Linked DNA regions of Homo sapiens: region 2 is linked to region 1. Evidence: read pairs that join two places in POLR2A ChIA-PET (ENCODE). Cell type or tissue: OCI-LY7. All regions are shown on one strand. Links, peaks and the distances in the headings refer to the core of each region. The heading gives the core; the rest is flanking DNA.

Region 1 (16,924 bases), core at 7,679-11,678:
CTTTTGCATGGACTACTACAATAGCCTAGTAAGCCTCCTACATCCATTCTTGCCCCTGCCCAATTCATTCTCCACACAGCAGCCAATGTGATAGGATTATTTCACTCCCAGGCTTAAACTTCATACATTTCCCATTTTCTTTAGGGTAAAGTCTCAGACTCCTTAAACAAAGCCTAGACATCTGGCCCCTTCCCACCTCTCCTCCACATCTCTTGCCACCTCATCTTTTTATGAGCCTGCAACATGGAGCTTCTCTCAGTGTTTTCAACTTATCATGCCTTTCCAATGTCAGGCTGAAGCCCTTCTGACCCACCGCTTTATTTACTTCCCAATGTCAGGCTGAAGCCCTCCTGACCCCACCACTTCATCTAGCCAACTCTTACTTATCTTTTACGTCTCAGCTAAAACCTTAATTCTGTAGGGAAGCATTACCTGTCTCCAGGCTTTAGGTTAGGTTTCCCTGTCATATAGTCCTACCACACCCATATATCCCTATCCCATTACATTGTGCACTTATAATTTTCTAAGTATTTACAATAATTTAATATTTATATTCTGGCTGATCCAGGCAGGGAACATGTCTATTTTGTTCACCATTTTATCCCTGGTAGGTGCTCAAAAACTGTCTGTTGACTAACTGATTATTCAATCAGTTACAGTGTGCTTGAAAAAAAATACATGAGGGGGCCGGGTATGTGGCTCACGCCTGTAAGCCCAGCACTTTGGGAGGCCAAGGCAGGCAGATCACCTTAGGTCAGGAGTTCAAGACCAGCCTGACCAACATGGTGAAACCCTGTTTCTACTAAAAGTACAAAATCAGTCAGGCGCAGTGGCACATGCCTGTAATCTCAGCTACTCAGGAGGCTGAGGCAGGAGAATCGCTTGAACCCAGGAGGCGGAGGTGGCAGTGAGCCGAGGTCACACCATCGCACTCCAGCCTGGACAAGAGCGAAACTCTGTCTCAAAACAAAACAAAAAAAGAGCCAGGCACAGTGGCTCATGCCTGTAATCCCAGCACTTTGGGAGGCTGAGGCGGGCGGATCACCTGAGGTCGGGAGTTCGAGACCAGCCTGACCAACACAGAGAAACCCCGTCTCTACTAAAACTACAAAATTAGCTGGGTGGGGTGGCACACGCCTATAATCCCAGCTACTTGGGAGGCTGAGGCAGGAGAATTGCTTGAACCTGGGAGGTGGAGGTTGCAGTAAGCCAAGGTCATGCCATTGCACTCCAGCCTGGGCAACAAGAGGGAAACTCCGTCTCATTAAAAAAAAAAAAAAAAAAAAAAAGGTTTAATTATAGGTACTTCATTTCTTTTCTTCTTTTTTTTTTCTTTTTAAGAGACAGGGTCTTGCTCTGTTGCACAGGCTAGAGTGCAGTGGTACGATCATATCACACTGCAGCCTCCAACTACTGGGCTCAAGTGATCCTCCCACCTCAACCTCCCAAGTAGCTGAAACTACAGGTATGCACTACCACACCTGGCTGATTTTTTACTTTTGTAGAGACAAGGGTCTCATTATGTTTCCCAGGCTGGTCTTGAACTCCTGGCCTCAAGCAATCCTCCTGCTTTAGGCCTCCCAAAGTGCTAGAATTATAGGCATGAGCCACTATGCCTGGCCCAGTACTTCATTGCTTTTTATTGCTGAATACTATTTCATCCTAGGAATATACCATATTTTATTTATCCATTCATCAGCTGGCAAGACATCTGGGTTGTTTCTACTTTTTGGCTGAATAACGCTGCTATGAACATTCACGTATACATTTTTGTATGGACATACTCTTGGGCATATACCTAAGAGTGGAAGAGGGTATGTAACTAGAGCTGTGGTTTGAACATGTCCCCCAAAAAAGCATGTGTTGGAAACTTAATCTCCAATACAACAGTGCTGGGAGGTGAAGCCTAATGAGAGGTATTTAGGTCATGAGGGCTCCACCCTCATGAACGGATTAATGCCAATTATAAAAGGGCTTGAGGCTGTGAGTTCAGTCTCTTTCTCTCTCTCCCTCACTCTCTCTTGCCCTTCCAGGTCCTGCCATGAGATGATACAGCAAGGAGGCCCTCACCACATGCCAGCCCCTTGATCTTGGACTACCCAGCCTCCAAAACTGTAAGAAATAAATCTGTTTTTTATAAATTATCCAGTCTTAGCTATTGTTATAGTAACACAAAATGGACTAGGACACCTAGAATGACATCTACTGGTTGTATGGTAATTCTATGTTTAACTGCTTGAAGAAATGACAGCGTGTTTCCCAAAGTGGCTACACATTTTACATTCCCAACAGCAGTGAATGAGCATTCCAATTTCTCCACATCACCAGCTCTAACACTTATTCTTTTTTTCTTTAAGAGACAGGGTATCACTCTGCGGTCCAGGCTGGAGTGCAGTGTCATGACCTTGGCTCAGTGCAGCTGCAACCTCCTAGGCTCAAGCGATCTTCCTGCTTCAGCTTCCTCAGCAGCTGGGACTACATGCCTAGCCAATTATTCTATTTTTTGTAAAGATGGGGTCTCACTGTGTTGCACAGGATGGTCTCTAACTCCTGGGCTCAAGTAATCCTCCCACTTCAAATCCCAAACTGGTGGGATTATAGGTGTGAGCCACTGCTTATTCTTTTTTTTTTTTTTTTTTTTTTTTTTTTTCTGAGACAGAGTCTTGCTCTGTTGCTCAGGCTGGAATGCAGTGGCATGATCTCGGCTCACTGAAACCTCCGCCTCTCAGTTTCAAGTGATTCTCCTGCCTCACCCTCCAGAGTAGCTGGGATTACAGGCATATGCCACCATACCCGGCTAATTTTTGTATTTTTAGTAGAGACGGGCTTTCGCCATGTTGGCCAGGCTGGTCTCCAACTCCTGACCTCAAGTGATCCGCCCACCTCAGCCTCCCAAGCCACCGCTTATTCTTTTTTTTTTGAGACAGAGTTTCACTTTGTTGCCCAGGCTGGAGTGCAGTGGCATGGTCTTAGCTCACTGCAACCTCAGCCTCCCAGGTTCAAGCAATTCTCGTGCCTCGGCCTCCCATGTAGCTGGGATTACAGGCACCCGCCACCACACCCGCCTGATTTGTTTTTGTATTTTAGCAGAGACGAGGTTTCAACATGTTGCCCAGGCTGGTCTCGAACTCCTGAGCTCAGGCAATCCGCTCATCTCGGCCTCCCAAAGTGCTAGTATTACAAGCATGAGCCACCGTGCCTGGCCCCAAGCCACCGCTTATTCTTATCTGCTGTTTTGATTCCAGCCACCATAGAGTGTGAGGTAGCATCTCATGGTAGTTTTGATCTACACTCCCCTGAAGGCTGATGATGTTAACCCTCTTTCTATGTGCTTATTTCTTTACTTCTTATTAGCCAATCTAGCATTACGCCAATTCTCTGTAATAGTTAAGTAATTCTTACATTAAACCTTATCTGTTCAAATTACCATGTGATTTCTCTCTTTTAATTGGATCCAGACTCCTGCAAGATGAGTAGTCAGTGACTTCCTGAGTAGAAATCAAATGATCTACAATGGTTTTAAAAACAGAGAACAGAAGAGTAAAGCTGAAAAATACTTTGTCACTGGCCAGGTACTCCCTTTAGAAGCAGGTAAGAGGCCTGGTGTGGTGGCTCACGCCTGTAATCCCAACACTTTGGGAGGCCAAGGCAGGCAGATCACCTGATGTCAGGGGTTTGAGACCAGCCTGGCCAACATGGTGAAACCTTGTCTCTACTAAAAATACAAAAATTAACCAAGCGTGGTGGTGGGCCCCTGTAATCTCAGCTACTTGGGAGGCTGAGGCAGGAGAATCATGTGAACCTGGGAGGTGGAGGTTGCAGTGAGTCAAGATCACTCCACTGCACTCCAGGCTGGGTGACAGAGTAAGATTCCATCCTAAAAAAAAAAAAAAAAAAAAAAAAAAGATGTAGCAGAAGGATAAAAACACGTATGGGAACTTTAAACACCTTTAACTCAAACAGTGGCTTTTTTCTGTTGAAGGAGGGAGAAGAAGGGAAAAACACATTAGGAAGGCTTTCAGTAAAAATGTAATGTTCTCTTTATTTAAAAAATAAAAAAAAACTCAAGCAAGATGGCATATTAAGATTTAATGATAGACAGGCGCAGTGGCTCACGCCTGTAATCCCAGCACTTTGAGAGGCCGAGGCGGGCGGATCATGAGATCGGGAGATCGAGACCATCCTGGCTAACACAGTGAAACCCCATCTCTACTAAAAATACAAAAAATTAGCTGGGCATGGTGGCGGGCGCCTATAGTCCCAGCTACTCGGGAGGCTGAGGCAGGAGAATGGCGTGAACCAGGGAGGGATAGCTTGCAGTGAGCCAAGATCGCGCCACTGCACTCCAGCCTGGGCGACAGAGCAAGACTCTGCCTCAAAAAAAAAAAAAAAAAAAAAAGATTTAATGATAGAGCCGGGCGTGGTGGTTCACGCCTCTAATCCCAACACTTTGGGAGGCCAAGGCAGGCAGATCACCTGAGGTCAAGAGTTCAAGACCAGCCTGATCAACATGGAGAAACCCTGTCTCTACTAAAAATACAAAAATTAGCCGGGTGTGGTGGCACATGCCTGTAACCCCAGCTACTCGGGAGGCTGAGGCAGGAGAATCGCTTGAACCCGGGAGGTGGAGGTTGCAGTAAGCCAAGGTCATGCCATTGCACTCTAGCCTGGGCAACAAGAGTGAAACTCCGTCTCATTTAAAAAAAAAAAAAATTCATGATAGGTATAATTATTTGTTCTGTTCTTGTATGTGTAAAATACATCATTAGAAAATACAGGCCAGGCACGGTGGCTCACGCCTGTAATCCCAATACTTTGGGAGGCTAAGGTGGGCATATCACTTGAGTTCAGGAGTTTGAGACCAGCCTGGGCAACATGGCAAAACCCCATCTCTACAAAAAAATACAAAAGAAAAAAAAATTACCGGGGCATGGTGGTGTGCACCTGTAATCCCAGCAATTCAGGAGGCTAAGGTGGGAGGATCACTTGAGCCCAGGAGGTCAAGGCTGCAGTAGCTGTAACTGCACCCCTGCACTCCAGCCTAAGCAACAGAGCAAGGCCCCACCTCAAAAAAAAAAAAAAAATTAGAAAAGAAAAAAGAAAAACAAAATATAAATGTTCCCTTTCCTTGCTATTATTTCTGAGACTTTACATGTTTTAGGCCTATGCAGTAGTTCCATATTGTTTATCTGCTCATGTATTTTTTCAGAAAGGAAAGACATATTTTAGAAAAACTATGCTGGACTATTGCAAAGTAACTATGCTGGAACTATGCTACCAGCTATGCCATCTTATCAGTCCCAGCAAAAGTCATTGTTACACACCTGAGTAAAGCAGCGGACACACAGGGAGTGGTGCCTGCCCTCAAGGAGCAGGGTGATTCGTGCAGTTATGGAATAAACAAGGAACAGATGTTATGAGATTATGGGAATTAATAATTGTCTGGGAGGCTCAGGAAAAGCTTCAGAGGCGTTGCCTGAATTAAACTGACTCTGGGAAGCTGAAGCAGAAGGGCAGGAGAGGGATTACAAGCCACGCTAAGGAGTCTGAAATTTATCCCATTGGCAATGAGGAACCACGTACATAAACAAATGACGTAAATCTATGTTTTAGAAAGGTTGCTCGTGTAGCAATATGGAGAACTGACTGGAGAAGGCTAAGCACAGAGCAAGAAGAAGCCATTATAACAGCCCAGGCCATTTGCCCTCAAAGAGGGGATGTACGGGATGTACACCTCGAAGGGCACTCAAAGTGATTCAGCAGGGTATTGGAAGAAAAATACCACACCTCCTATTTATAAACCTCTCTTGGTGTTTAATTTCATGGACACCGGCCTCCTCATGCAGTCCCTAAGTCAGATGTCTGTCGCACATGAGGTTCAGGAAGACTCCTCAGGAAGTGTGAAAATTCCACAGTGTAGAGTGTGTGGTACCGCCATTCACTCATTCACGTCCTAATGTAGTACGGTTCATGTAGTACAGATGACATCAATATGGTTAGTTCCGTAAAAATTGGATGTTAAAAAGATTTTTTTATGGAACACTTCATAAATTTGTGTGTCATCCTAATCTTCTCTGTATCGTTCCAATTTTAGTATATGTGCTGCCAAAGCAAGCCCGTAATAGGATCTTTTAAATAGGATCATAACTAAACTTGACAATGAGACAGCGAGAAACTCTGAAACCTGCACCACGAAAAAGTTTTCCAGTTATCATGTCACCAAGTGCTTATAAGAGTTCTAGAACTTAAAGAGCAGTTACATAATTTTCTTCTACAAAAATGTTGTTGTTCTCAGTTTGGTGACCTTTCCTGGGATGGCAAATGTAAACAGTATGGCACCTAGCAGATACTCCAAAAATACACACAGCTGCCCTTCCAAAATAAACATCTATTTCGGTTGGTGCAAAAATAATTGTGGTTTTTGCCATTAATATTATCAGAGGCTAGAAACTAGCTGTTTTTTAAAGAAAACTGTTGAGTGCATTTTGAAAATAGACGTTTTTAATGTTTCCATTCTTATGTTGTTACCAGAAGGATATAAAAGTCACACAAAAACTCGTAACTATATACCAGCAGTTCTCAAAGTGTAGTCCAAGGACCCTCAAGGGTCCCCAAGACCCTTTTAGGGGGTCCATGAGTTTAGAACTATTTTCACAATCTAAGACATTCTTTGCCTTGTTCACTCTCATTCTCTTATGAGAGTCCAGCAGTTTTCTAGAGGTTATATAACATGATGAGGTGACCACGATTCTTCTCACAGTTAACAGTATGCATGCTTGTGGGTTATTGTGATTTTTGAGACAGGGTCTCACTCTGCCACCCATGCTGAAGTGCAGTACCATGATCACAGCTCATTGCAGCCTCAACCTCCTAGGCTCAGGCAATCCTGCTGTCAGCCTCCCTAGTAGCTGGGACTACAGGGATGTGCCACCATGCTTGGCTAATTTTTTAATTTTTTGAAGAGATGTAGTCTCACTATGTTACCCAGGCTGAACTTTTTTTTTTTTTTTAGACAGAGTCTCACTCTGTCCCCCAGGCTGGAGTGTAGTGGCATGATCTCGGCTCACTGCAACCTCTGCCTCCCAGGCTCAGGCAATCCTCCCACCTCAGCCTCCCAAGTAGGGGGTACCAGAGGCATGTGCTACCACACCTGGCTAATTTTTTTGTATTTTTGGTAGATATGAAGTTTCACTATGTTGCCCAGGCTGGTCTCAAACTCCTGAGCTCAAGTGATCCCCCTACTTCAGCCTCCCAAAGTGCTGGGATTATAGGCGTGAGCCACCGCGCACAGCCATGAACATTTTTTATCATTTTTTTTTTGTACTCAGTGATTTTTAAAACATTAAATATCGACAGACAATACTCACAAACATGAAAGTTATTTGGGAATACTCAATAATTTTTAAACTTTAAGGGAATCCCGAGACCAAAGAGAACAACTGCTACATTCTTTAAATCCTCAGTAACAGAATTTCCTGATTTAACATATTCCAAACAAAAGGGTTCAGTGAGTTTTTAAGCTGTGTTAAAAATACATAAACATGCCACCTTTCAGTTACTTTGCAAGAAAAACTGACATCAAGGAAGAGGAAATTTATGATACATAGACAAATAATGGGCCAAGGCAGTAGATGACATTTCATCAGAGTAACATAAATTAAGTTCTACAGGAGTTGAGAGAGGAGGAACTCATGTCAAGCCAGGATGATCATATAAAGAATCTAATGGAAAATAAATATGAATTAAACTTCCATTACTATCTTTAAAAAAATCATCAGAAGATGACTGAGGAGGAGCAAAATTTCAGGGGGAAGAAGTCAGCAATGACAGGCCGAGGAGAAGTGTGTATGTTTTAGCAACCCCATCTGATGAGTATATTATGGTCACACACATTTGTGTCACTTCTGAGCAAGGGTTGGGAATAGCTAAATGCCATATAAACTGTTGGCATTTAAGCAATGTTTAAATTTTTTATTTTTGGAGATGGAGTCTTGCTCTGCTGCCCAGGGTGGAATGCAGTGGCGTGATCTCGGCTCACTGCAACCTCCGCCTCCCAGGTTCAAGCAATTCTCCTGCCTCAGCCTCCAGAGCAGCTGGGACTACAGGTGCACGCTGCCATGCCCAGCTAATTTTTTTTTTTTTTTTTTTTTTTGTATTTTAGTAGAGACGGGGTTTCACCGTGTTGCCCAGGCTGTTCTGGAACTCCTGAACTCAGGCAATCCGCCCACCTCGGCCTCCCAAAGTGCTAGGATTACAGGCATGAGCCACTGCGCCCAGCAACAATGTTTAAATTTGTATGGGATTTTTTTTTTTTTTTTGAGATGGAGTTTCCCTGTCTTGTCACCCAGGCTGGAGTGCAGTGGCACGATCTCGGCTCACTGCAACCTCCGCCTCCCGGGTTCAAGTGACTCTCCTGCCTCAGCCTCCTGGGTAGCTGGGATTACAGGCGCCTGCCACCATGCCCAGCTACTTTTTGTATTTTTAATAGAGACGGGGTTTCAACACATTGGCCAGGCTGGCCTCGAACTCCTAACCTCAGATAATCCACCCACCTCGGCCTCCCAAAGTGCTGGGATCACATGTATGAGCTACTGCACCCGGCCCGTATGGCATTCTTATCAACTGTCTCTTTTTGATCTCAGAGTAATTCCCTTATGCCTAACACTCCCAGCCTAGCATCATCCATCACTTAAAATGCATATCCTTGTTAGTAAGACCTAAAATAAATGCAAAAATAAAACCACAACGTGGCTGGCCGTAGTGGCTCACGCGTGTAAACCCAGCGCTTCGGGAGGCAGAGCTGGGCAGATCACTTGAGCCCAAGAGCTCGAGACCAGCGTGGGCAATATGGTGAAACCACATCTCTATAAAAAACACAAAAAATTAGCTGGGCGTGGTGGTGCGTGAGTGCCTGTGGTACCAGCTATCTGGGAGGCTGAGGTGGGAGGACCACCTGAGCCTGGGAGGTTGAGGCTGCAGTGAATCGTGATCATATCATGCCAGTGCACTCCAGCCTGGGTGATAGAGTGAGTACTTTTCTCAAAAAAAAAAAAAAAAAAAAATCCCACAACGTTGGCATCTTTAGGTAGTGAGATTTAAGACTAGTGATCACCTACCATGAACCAGGTAATATACTAAAGATTAGAAATATTATAACTGTTTTTTATTATTAAACTATTACTTGTATAGATCTACTAATAGCTCAAGACCAGGCTTTTTACACCTATTCCCTCCAATCCTCAGAGCAACCTGGCAAGGTAGGAATTTTTGTCCTCATTTTCCAAATTTGAAAACCAAGAAGACATGACATTCTGAAGCCTATCCAAGGTGACACAATAGAAACTGGCCAGGCTATGACTGAAATCCTGGTCTGCTGCTCATCTAGCCCTAGGAAGCACACAGACATGCCGCTCACATGTTGCACCAGCGTAACTATCCTTCCGTCCAGTCTTACCTCATTCTAACCTTCATCCTGCATAAATATTTTATGACTCTTGTGTAGTAGGCATGGTACTATGGATGCAAACCTCAGAACTCCCCATGTGAGGGAAATAGCTATTCACTATTCTGCCTCTTCCACACAGTGATGTTCCTGAAAGGCAAAGCTGACAAAGTAGTCACTTTCTATCTTCAAATCCTTCAGTGGCACCTAATCACCTTCAGGATAAAGCTCTAACTTCATAACTCACAAAGACCTTCACAATCTATTCTTGACCGATTTCTGCAGCCTCATTTCCCACACACTCCCCCAACAGGCTCCATACTCCTGCCACACCAGTGTCTTTAGGATGTAGCCACATTCTTTGCTTCTAGGCCACAGCACACATTGTTGCCTGTGTGAAAAGCCTTTTAAACCCATATCCACCCAGCTAATAACTACTGATTTTTCAAGATGTAGGTCAGATGTGAACTTCCCTAGAAAACCAGTACTCATATTCCCCACGATATCAGGTGCGCTTTTAGAAGATCCCACAAGACCCTCAACCACAGCCCTTGTTATAATGTATTCTGCTTCTGGTTATAATGTATTCTTTACTTGCTTCTGGTCCTACTAGACTGGAGGTTCTTTGAGGCCAGGGACATGTCCTTCATACCTATCAAGCCACCACCTAGCACAGAGCCTGGCAGAGCTTATGTTCAGTACACATTTGTGGATGATGAGAGCACCTGGTCTAGTAGGAGAGAAAGAAATGTATACACTCACATAAAATATGAAAAATGTGAAAATAAGAGATCGTAGGGATGCTGTCCAAGGGAGAAAAAAGGTGGGGAAATCCAGGGGAACCCTTCTACCTGTATTTCTGAGGGCTCCTTACCTGATTTCTCAAGTTTCTTCTAACCTTGCTGCAGCTGGTTAGAAGCACTGTGATCATGAGTGCTTACTGTGAACCACGTGCTCTGCAAAGCACTTTACATGAACTGACTTGTTTAATTCTCACAACTGCCCCATGCATTTCACTGATGAGGAAACTTAGGCTCAAAAATAAGATTCCTGCTTAATGTCAGACAACTATTAATAGTGGAAGAGCCAAGATCTGAACCCAAATCTGTTTCCTGAACCAGGGCTCCAACCAGCACTGTTTCTATTGTCTGTCAAAAGTGAAACCTCCTCCCCAAATACCAAGTTTGCTAGGTTCAATTAAACCAGTAAGGTTAAACTAAGATTACTTTTTAATTTTAACCATTTGAGTGAAAATGCACCTAAAATTATTACACATTTCCCAATTTCTTATAAATTGAATACCCTGAATATAATTTAACTTTTATTTTTTGCTATCTCAGAACCATTGCTGTATTTGTTACTAAGAATGCTGTAACATAGTAAGTTTTGTAAAAGACATTCCTCAGGAATGACTGTGTCATAACTCGGATGTAACAGATTGCCCTTGTATCAACACCCTTGGCCTGTGAGCATTTACAAGTGCTTGGAAGAGTTTTGACTCTGAATCTACCATTACCCCATGCCTGGTTAGAGCTATTATTTCTTGCTACTGTCAATGTTTGTCTCTAGCAGCCCATCTGATGTGCTACCTCTAATCTTCAATGGGCTGTGATACCCCAGATGAGGTAGTAGTCATTAGTGCTATGCACCAAATATTTCTGGCTCTTTGCTTCCCAGACATATGCTAACACTGAAATTCTCTAACCTTCTTTAAAGTTAGGCATGGCTATGTGACTTGCTTTGGCCAATGAAAATGTGAATGAAAGTGGCATGTGCCATAGTGGGACAGAAACTTGAAAAGCCAGTGTCCACTTGACCACTATCTTTTCATTTAATCAAAATGGTCATGGCAGTACCATATTAAGATGGAGTTTCTATCAGCCTCAGTTCCTGAGTAACTGTGAAGAGTTTCCTGTACACTCATGCTGGACACGTCACATGAATGAGAAGTCAAGTTTTGTTCTGTTACGCCACTGAAGTCTTGAGGTTTTTGTTAGTGCAGCCTAATCCAAGCTATCTATGTCAATACAGATCTCTCAGTAAGGGATTCTCTCACATAAACAACTTTATTTATAGATTTTAATGATAAACATTTTGTTTGGATAAAGAATTATCTCTGCATCCATCCTGATTCAAAGCTATTTTCAATATAAAATATATTTGCCAAGTACCTACTATGTACAAAGTTGGATGATGAAGAGGACAGTCTATGTCTTGAAATAGCTTCAGTCTTATACTGTGGGTAGAAGCAGGATTTAAGGCAATTATCGCAAAAAGGCAGACTCTAATGTTATGGTGGTTTAAACTTAAAGAAGAGAGACAGCTCATCTAGATGGGAAGAAAAAGTACAGATAAGCTTCACAAAGGAAGTTCCGTATCAAATGGCCCTGAAACATACGTAAGAACAATTAAAGTCAAGGAGACTATTTAAGATAGAAAAAGCCAACATGAGCAAAGATACAGAGCACAAACAGCAAAGCACAAAGAGCAAATAGTTCCATTGACCTGGAAAATATAACAGAATGGCAAGAAATCAGTTTGCCCATATTGCCCATGCCAGGCTGGTCTGTGCCTAACGCAACAGATAATGGGGAGCCATTCAAAGTCCTGGCTGGAGAAGTGACAAACTTGGAAGTGATGGCAATACACATGATGGATGGAAGGAAAAAAATGTTAGGGGGTTTCTGTGGTAATTCACAGGAATGGTCCAATGGCCCCAGATCAGTGTGATGACAGTAGGAGTGAAAAGAAGCAGATGCCAGGCTAGGTATGGTGGCTCATGCCTATAATCCCAGCACTTTGGGAGGCTAAGGTGGGCAGATCACTTGAGATCAGGAGTTCAAGATCAGCCTGGCCAACATGGTGAAACCCCGTCTCTATTAAAAATACAAAAATTAGCCGGGTGTGGTGGCACACGCCTGTCGTCCCAGCTACTCAGGAGGCTGAGACGGGAGAATTACTTTAACCCAGGTGGTGGAGGTTGCAGTGGGCTGAGATGGGGCCACTGCACTCCAGCCTGGGCAACAGAGGGAGGCTCTGACTCAAAAATAGAAGCAGATGCCAGAAACAGTGTGGAAGTAGGGTCAACAAGACCTGGCACCCAACCAAAAACACGGGGAGAAAAAAAGAAGAAAAGTAAGAATAAACTTGAGGTGCCGCTTCTGGGTTGAGAGAACTGTTATTCCAAGTAGCTGAGGTGAATCAGAAAAGCGACAATGGGCTAGGTGTGGTGGCTCACGCATATATTCTCAACACTTTGGGAGGCTGAGGTGGAGGATTTCTTTCTTTCTTTTTTTTGACCGAGTTTCACGCTTGTTGCCCAGTCTGGAGTGCACTGGCGCGATCTCGGCTCATTGCAACCTCCACCTCCCGGGTTCAAGCGATTCTCCTGCCTCAGCCTCCCGAGCAGCTGGGATTACAGGCGCCTGCCACCACGCCTGGCTAATTTTTTGTATTTTTTTTTTGGTAGAGACGGGGTTTCATCATGTTGGCTAGGCTGGTCTCGAACTCAAGGTGGGAAGATTTCTTGAGCCCAGGAGTTCAAGAACAGCCTGGGCAACATGACAAGACCCTGTCTCTACAAAAAAAATTTTTTTTAATTCTCCAGGTCACCTGCCTGTGGTCCCAGCTACTTGGGAAGCTGAGGTGGGAGGATCGCCTGAGTCCAGAAAGTCAAGGCTGCAGAGAGCCACATTCACTGCACTCCAGCATGGGTGACAGAGGGAGACCCTGTCTCAAAAAAAAAAGAAAAAAGAAAAAGTGACAATGACAAGTAAAGTGTTACTGTATTCCTGATAGTTAGCTACAGCTTCCTTTGAAGTAAATTCTATTACTTGTTTACTCTTTGCACCACACAGGACAAAGGTACCTCTTGGATTAATGCCATCAACCTACCTTTTGTGCAACCTCATATCCTGCTTTTTCTGCTAAGAAACCCCCTGGAACCACCCATGAGCATCTCAGGTTCCCCTGCACCTTTGTCATCCTCACTTTCTCATCTGCTCACTTCTTCCCCTTCATACAGCCGGCTACCCACTCTTCATGACCCAATTCAAGCCTCAGCTTCCCTGTGAAACCTTCCTCAAACACATGGATTTCTCCTTTTCTCGGTTTCTCAGAGTACCTACCATCTTGGAATTCTAGAGACCATATCACAGTTATCATTGTCATGTGTGTGCTTTATTCCCTCAAGTATATTATAGGCCCATTAGAGCAAGTTTCTTATCTTAAATGGTTTTGAGTTTCCCCTCAGTCAATGCCTTGCATAAAATATGTACTCAAGAGGCGTTCCATTGATTGATACAAAGTCTGTTAGTCTCTGAGAACATGAATGTCTTGTTTCATCGTTAACATTTTATTTTTATTAAACCATGGTTAGACAGTTAGACACGCGAAATGGAGAGATTCACCACTTAATATCTCAAAATATCCTTAAGAATCTCTAATCATAGGAGGAGCTGTATTGCCTTAAGAGATTATTTGAAAGTATCATTTGGCTATAAATTTCTGTGCCAGCTTCCTTTTAATCCTCTGTTGACTTGAAAGTACACCAAACATTTCAGTGATCATCTCTACAAGATAATTCTGCCTTAGAAACAACCTAATTTGTCATGGGGACTATCTTACTTTTAGTAACCTAATAAGAGTTTTTTCCTACCTTAATGTCCAGCTATCTATAATTCACAGTACATCCACTGAAAAGTTTGAGTATTTTACTTTCTGAGGTAATAGCCGCCTTCACTGGTCCTTCCCTCAATTAATTACATTCAGTTATCAGGTTTCACTCCTTCCTCATACGTGAAGGAAACATAAATGAGGCTTACTGAGGAATCATAAAAATGGACATTGTTGTAAAAAGGAATCCAAAATGTTCATGGGACACTCTCCTAACCAAACCTGCCCTCCTCACTAAGATATTTTCTCTTGCAAGCAAAAGCACCGAGGACACAACGGGGGAAAGTGCCAGAAGGAAAGGAAGCAAGAGAGGCGTACTTTGCCGATCAAACTGACCCCAGTTCTGGCCCCCGCTAGAGCAGTAAGCAATGACAACCGCTACCCAAACGCTGCCGATTCCCGCTCAGGCGCTCCCTGGACTTTTCTTTCCTTTTCCCACAGCAGGGCCCGAATGACGGTGTCCGTGCTCTGCGCCAAGGTGCGCAGCGCTGCGGGGTTTCACACGGAGATGATCTCAGACCTCCTGGCCTGCGTCCGGCCGGCCTTTCCCCCAGGCTCGGCGGCCCCCACCCAGGAGAGGTCATCCAGGTACTGGGCCCCCAGCCCGAAGGACGACTGGGCCGTGCCCCGACCCCGCCTTCCCGGGCACTAGCGCGCGGGCTCCGCGCCCCGCCCAGCCCGGGACCCGCGGCCGGCGGGGGAGGGGCGGGGCGGAGCGGCGACCGTTATTCGCGGTCAGCCATCGCGCCCCGAAGCGCACTGGGCAGGCCCTTACCACAGCGGAGAGGGAGGCAGGGGGGAGGTGGCGCCCGGCCCGACGCGGGGCAGGAAGGCGGAGGCAGCGGCGTAGGCGGCGGCGACAGCCGCGGGGGACCCCGGCGGGAGCCCACAACGCGCTGGGCTGCATGGGCGCCGCCATAGTGGGGACGCAGCGGCGGGCGGAGCGCGCGGCCGCGACCCGGTCGGGCGCCTGCGACCAATGGGCTCGCGGAAGCCGGGCGGAGCGAGGGCCTGGCCAATGCGGAGCTGCGCTGCCCCGAGCAGCCCAATAGACGCAGGAGCCGCGGATTTGCCGTCCCGCCCACCCCGCCTACCACGAGAGCAGTGCTGCGGCGAGTGCGGGGCGAGAGGTTCGCGCTGGTGGAGCACCCCAGCTTGCAGGTTCAGCGTGGGTGTCTCTCCCGGGCACATCGAGCTGTCTAGAGGAACCCTCTTCCCCTGGCTTCACGGCCCAGAGGACGCACGGCTCTCTCCCCTCGAGAGCGTGTTTCGTCGCCCGCGCGGGGAACGCAAAGTGCTAGGGTAGTCACGGCCACTTCACGCCGAGGGACATCTCATCTCGCCCTCCAGGTCGTGAGCGCACCCATTCCGCTCACTGAGGCCGAAAGCTTCGGACCTCCGTGGGCCCTGGTGGGTAAGGGGGCACGGGGGTGAGCGTTAAGAGACTCGTAGAACATTTTTAGTCCGCGCGTGGCACAAGGCCTCCAAGCCCCACGTACACTTTGCAGCCCTCCCACTCCTTTTTCATTCCTGCGGCTGAGCCCTGGTGTTATCCGCCTGGGGCGGAATTTAAAACTTAATTCCTCAACAAAGTCGGGGTGGTCTTTAAACTGCAACCTTGGATCCAAAGGCCCTACCTTACAAAGGGAAGGCAGTTTGCCCTACAAAAAGGCTTCTGGGAGGAGCTGCCTAAGGCAGGAAGGGACTGGCAGGCCGGGAGGTGCCGCTTTTGGCTGGGGCCAGTTCTCTTGAGGTCGACCCGACTGCATAGGCAGCCAGTAGGGGAGAGAACGGGCCGGTCTGTGTGATTTGGATCACCTGAGTTGCAGTTTCCTAAGAGTTATTAGGTTGACCAAAAAAAAAAAGTGCAGTTTCTGGAAAACTGGTCAGCTGTTGAGTAAAAACTGCTGGGATTAAACCCAGCGCCCACCCCTGGAGGCAGTGGGGTCATCGAGAAAGGTAGGGATCCTGTGTAAAAAGGCTGGTGAAGTGTTCCTCTCTTCCAAAGATGTATGGATTAGTGTTCTCTCACCAATCCACTAAGGCCTGGTTCTGCCCAGCCTCCCTTGCTACATCCCCTGGGAATCCCCAAGTGGAGTGTGGGCAAAGAAAAAAAAAGGCCAACTTCCCTCCCTGGGCCCCAGGAGGGAGCTGACATAGAAAAGATCACCTCCTGCACCTCCCTTTCTCCACAATGAGATACCAAGTAGCAACCACCTCTCAACCCCCAGGGACACAAGGAAGCATCCAGAGCAGCTGAACTGACCTAAGCCTCTCCTGCACCTGGACAGGGCCATGCCACAGGAAGTGCCTGGCTGTTTAAGGGCCAGCCGGTGCAGCTCCGGGGCACCCAAGTCCTGCACCTATTCATTGCCCCCCTCCCTGCTCTGTGGTTCCCCATCCTTGTCCACTTTGACCTCAGGGATCTACCAGCCAAAGGAGATTGGGTCTTCCTCCAGGGAAGCTTCTCACCAACTAGACAGCTCGGAGAGCAATCTGAGGATCCCACTGGAGGTTGAGTCCCTTGCTTTTCAAGCACCTAAAATGCACCCATCCTTCCCACTGGTTCCACAATTTGTATAGAGCACAGATGCTGGCATGAACTTAGGCCAGTTCAACAAAGATGTATCAAATGGGGCAGCAGTGAGAGATACTCTGTTGAGAGGACTCATTGGTCTGGTGCTTCCTCTGTTACCTCATCTTGCCCGTCTCTAAGGCAGAGCAAGCACAACAAAGAGGTGCTCAGAGCCAGAAGTGTCCCTGCTCCCATGACCCACCATACTTGGCCTAATACAGAGCTTGACAAGC
Region 2 (4,317 bases), core at 318-4,317, 350 kb after region 1:
ACCCTGTGACTCTTCCTGATTCCTTTGACCCTTATTCATAGATCCCCGGATCCAGGGCTACCCTCTGATGGGGTCCCCCTTGCTAATGACCTCCATTCTCCTGACCTACGTGTACTTCGTTCTCTCACTTGGGCCTCGCATCATGGCTAATCGGAAGCCCTTCCAGCTCCGTGGCTTCATGATTGTCTACAACTTCTCACTGGTGGCACTCTCCCTCTACATTGTCTATGAGGTGGGCCCCTGGGATGCCGGGCTTTAATTTCTGTCAGCAGGATAAGGAGCAGGCCATAGAGCCAGAGCATGGCATTTCTCCTTTCCAGAGAGGTTCAGATCCATGTCCTCAGCTAGCGAAGGGGAGGGATGGCTGGGAAGGGAGAACTCTGGTGGTCTAATCCACATCCCTTCCCAGTTCCTGATGTCGGGCTGGCTGAGCACCTATACCTGGCGCTGTGACCCTGTGGACTATTCCAACAGCCCTGAGGCACTTAGGGTAAGTAGGGGCTGGGGCTAGGTCATAAGCAACCTGGTAGATATGACCAGTTTGGGGCCTGTGCTCAAGGCCCAGTTTAGGGAGGCTCTTAGAATAGTGTATGAGGTCCTAAGGCTATCCCAACTTCTTGCAGATGGTTCGGGTGGCCTGGCTCTTCCTCTTCTCCAAGTTCATTGAGCTGATGGACACAGTGAGTAGTTATATGAGATGTGAGAACTTGAGGGGAGAATGAGGTGGAGAAGCCCAGGTTCTGAATCCCCTTCCCTCACTCTTCTCTCAGGTGATCTTTATTCTCCGAAAGAAAGACGGGCAGGTGACCTTCCTACATGTCTTCCATCACTCTGTGCTTCCCTGGAGCTGGTGGTGGGGGGTAAAGATTGCCCCGGGTGAGTGGTGAAGGCCACTATGGGAAAGGGTGGGCACCAGAGGCTGGACTCTGCTGACCCTGTCTTATTGTCCACTCACAGGAGGAATGGGCTCTTTCCATGCCATGATAAACTCTTCCGTGCATGTCATAATGTACCTGTACTACGGATTATCTGCCTTTGGCCCTGTGGCACAACCCTACCTTTGGTGGAAAAAGCACATGACAGCCATTCAGCTGGTGAGGGGCTTGGCCTGACTTACCTATAACCATCCCCCCACATTCCTAGCCTGGATCCTGCCTTTATCCAGTCTGTCTCACCTTTGACCCCATCTCTCCCTACTCAACGTTTGTCTCTTTCTCTACCCCCTCTTCCCCTCTAGTCCTCTCACTATTCCCTCTGACCCTGGTCTTTCTCTATCCTAGATCCAGTTTGTCCTGGTCTCACTGCACATCTCCCAGTACTACTTTATGTCCAGCTGTAACTACCAGTACCCAGTCATTATTCACCTCATCTGGATGTATGGCACCATCTTCTTCATGCTGTTCTCCAACTTCTGGTATCACTCTTATACCAAGGGCAAGCGGCTGCCCCGTGCACTTCAGCAAAATGGAGCTCCAGGTATTGCCAAGGTCAAGGCCAACTGAGAAGCATGGCCTAGATAGGCGCCCACCTAAGTGCCTCAGGACTGCACCTTAGGGCAGTGTCCGTCAGTGCCCTCTCCACCTACACCTGTGACCAAGGCTTATGTGGTCAGGACTGAGCAGGGGACTGGCCCTCCCCTCCCCACAGCTGCTCTACAGGGACCACGGCTTTGGTTCCTCACCCACTTCCCCCGGGCAGCTCCAGGGATGTGGCCTCATTGCTGTCTGCCACTCCAGAGCTGGGGGCTAAAAGGGCTGTACAGTTATTTCCCCCTCCCTGCCTTAAAACTTGGGAGAGGAGCACTCAGGGCTGGCCCCACAAAGGGTCTCGTGGCCTTTTTCCTCACACAGAAGAGGTCAGCAATAATGTCACTGTGGACCCAGTCTCACTCCTCCACCCCACACACTGAAGCAGTAGCTTCTGGGCCAAAGGTCAGGGTGGGCGGGGGCCTGGGAATACAGCCTGTGGAGGCTGCTTACTCAACTTGTGTCTTAATTAAAAGTGACAGAGGAAACCACGGAGGCTGTGTGTATACGTATGTGAACAGAGGAGGTGGGGGAACACAACACGCTTAGCCCTGTCCACAAACAAGAGGGATGGATGGTCCAGGCTCCCACAGGACATATCTAGCTCTCTGATCCCAGTAGAGTAGAGCCCCTAGGAAGGCTGCTGGGACATAGGTCATGAAAGAAGAAAGGCATTAGCTGAAACAGATTTAAAAAAAAAACATGAAGGGAGACATGACTTTATTAGAAAAATAAAAAACAACTGAGGTGATGGGTTGGTCTTCAGCGGATGCCTTGGTGGATGAGGCTGCTTTTGGCTGCACTGGCCTTCTCCCGCTCCCGCCGCCGCGCAGGGTCCAACTCAAAACAGCGCCATAGCCTCAGGGTCTCATCTGCTGCTGCGGATGCCACTGTGGCCCCATCTGGGCTCATGGTCAGACTCAGGACCCGGGATGTGTGACCTGGAGCAAATGAGAACAGTACATACGAATGCTGATGCAGCCATAGCCATAAAGGAGGCACTGGGCCACCCACCTACCTTTTTGTTTTTTTTGAGACTTGCTCTGTCACCCAGGCTGGAGTGCAGTGGCGCAATCTTGGCTCACTGCAAGCTCCGCCTCCTGGGTTCATGCCATTTTCCTGCCTCAGCCTCCCGAGTAGCTGGGACTACAGGTGCTTGCCACCACGCCTGGCTAATTTTTTGTGTTTTTTAGTAGAGACAGGGCTTCACCATGTTAGCCAGGATTGTCTCTATCTCCTGACCTCATGATCTGCCCGCCTCAGCCTCCCAAAGTGCTGGGATTACAGGCGTGAGCCACCGTGCCTGGCCTCCTCCCTTTTTTTTCAATGGTGTTACTGAGATATAATTCACACACCATAAAATGCATCCTTTTAAAGTGTACAGTTTAGTGATTTTTAGTATATTCACAAAATTGTACAACTGTTAAAACTAATTCTAAGACATTTTCAACATTTCCCATTACCCTCTCTCAGCCCCTGGCAACCATTAATGTGTTTTTTCTCTGGATTTGCTTATTCTGGACATTTCAGTCATACATTATGTGGCCTTTTATGTCCGGCTTTTCACCTAGCCACTTACCTTTGAGTTCAGCCACCTTGGCCATGGTTGGGTACTTCCAAATAACTAGCTGGTTCTGTGCAAAGCCATGGCCTGAGATGAGCTCCTTGTAATGGGGAGACCAGAGGATGGAGCACACCTGTGGAGAGGAGCTGGTGTGGGCATGACATATAGCCAAGGCTACTTAAATCAGAACTGAGCCCATTCTAGTGTTAGGCACCCTGCCACATGCTCCAGACTCAGAGTTGAATGATCATAGTCCATACAAAAGTTCCTTGAGAGGCAAATTATAGACACTCGCTGATGTAACCATTTTTTACCTTTACAGTGGGTTTACTGGGACTTAAATCAGGGAGCATCTGTATTATCCATTGGATAGATGAGGAATCAATCAGAAGGAAGTTCAATAGGTTGCCAAAGGTCACATTCAAGTTTAGTAGATGACAGAGCCAGAATTTTAACTTGGGCCATCTGGCTCTAGAGTCCATATCTACAGTGAAGGCTGAATGTGGGGGGAGTGGAAGGAGAGAGCCTCAAGTATCTTTCTAATGGATTTGGATTATATGCCATAAGTGATGGGAAGCCATCACAGGTTTAAGGACAGTACAGTATAACAGACCACAGCATGGAGGATGCATTGCAGGAGATAACAAAGAATGCTTGACACCAGTGAGGAAGCCATTGTAGTGGGCCTCCACTTGGAAGGATGAGGCTGAGGGGAGGGGACAGATGTCAATGATATTTTGAGGTAAAACTGATAGATCCTGGTGAGGAGGATGAAAAATTCTAGGAGGTTTCTCAGATTTCTGAGCAGGTTCTGCCATTCCAAAGCAATGTGAGACAGGAAGGAACACATTTCAGGGAGGCAAGGGGAAGTGACAAGGTTAATTTGGGACAGATCAAGGTGGTGGTGCCTATAGGACATAGGATTGGAGATAGCCACAGACTGTTGGAAATGAAGCTCATGAGTGAGAGCTGAGTTAGAAGTTTGGGAATCACCAGGGCATAGAGTTGGTGAAGCCATTGGAGTGAATGTAGTTGCCCGGTAAGAATGCATGTGGGAGAGGCAGGAACAGGCAAAAGATTACCTGGGAATGGGCATCCACGGCACTCAGACAGGCCCCAGAGCACACATTCCAGATGCGAATGTGTCGATCACTGGTGCCCCCTCCTGTTGCCAGGACATTGGACTGCCAGGGACACCATGCTACGGCCTAGATGGAATAAAGGTGG

The links. Peaks named below come from ENCODE experiments on the same cell type or tissue, not always from the same donor. Only the 100,000 strongest peaks of a DNase experiment are listed, where the experiment ranks them.
Region 2: POLR2A ChIA-PET joins it to region 1 with 5 read pairs; 3 of 35 experiments call an interaction of 5 or more read pairs at or near these places.

What each region holds. Positions count from the first base shown.
Region 1 is chr1:43,705,661-43,722,584 of GRCh38, reverse strand. ST3GAL3 (ST3 beta-galactoside alpha-2,3-sialyltransferase 3) reads right to left here and starts at 15,049. Exons shown (of 12, transcript NM_006279.5): 1 at 14,892-15,049. It overlaps ST3GAL3-AS1 (ST3GAL3 antisense RNA 1), which reads left to right. Exons shown (of 4, transcript NR_125986.1): 2 at 2,034-2,114; 3 at 3,459-3,591; 4 at 13,050-13,193. KDM4A-AS1 (KDM4A antisense RNA 1) reads left to right here and starts at 15,244. Exons shown (of 5, transcript NR_033827.1): 1 at 15,244-15,526. It also overlaps the pseudogene LOC124904721. RefSeq lists silencers at 14,582-14,631, 14,662-15,161 and enhancers at 15,292-15,371, 15,097-15,614. In OCI-LY7, for the core only: no CTCF peak of the experiment used is centred there; no DNase peak of the experiment used is centred there.
Region 2 is chr1:43,361,101-43,365,417 of GRCh38, reverse strand. It overlaps CDC20 (cell division cycle 20), which reads right to left. Exons shown (of 11, transcript NM_001255.3): 9 at 4,173-4,298; 10 at 3,106-3,223; 11 at 2,215-2,467. The coding sequence ends at 2,289. It overlaps ELOVL1 (ELOVL fatty acid elongase 1), which reads left to right. Exons shown (of 8, transcript NM_022821.4): 3 at 42-232; 4 at 410-490; 5 at 624-680; 6 at 771-876; 7 at 958-1,094; 8 at 1,281-2,017. The coding sequence ends at 1,502. It overlaps MIR6734 (microRNA 6734), which reads left to right and starts at 703; the gene lies at 703-770. In OCI-LY7, for the core only: no CTCF peak of the experiment used is centred there; no DNase peak of the experiment used is centred there; H3K4me3 peaks cover 1,107 bases; H3K27ac peaks cover 722 bases.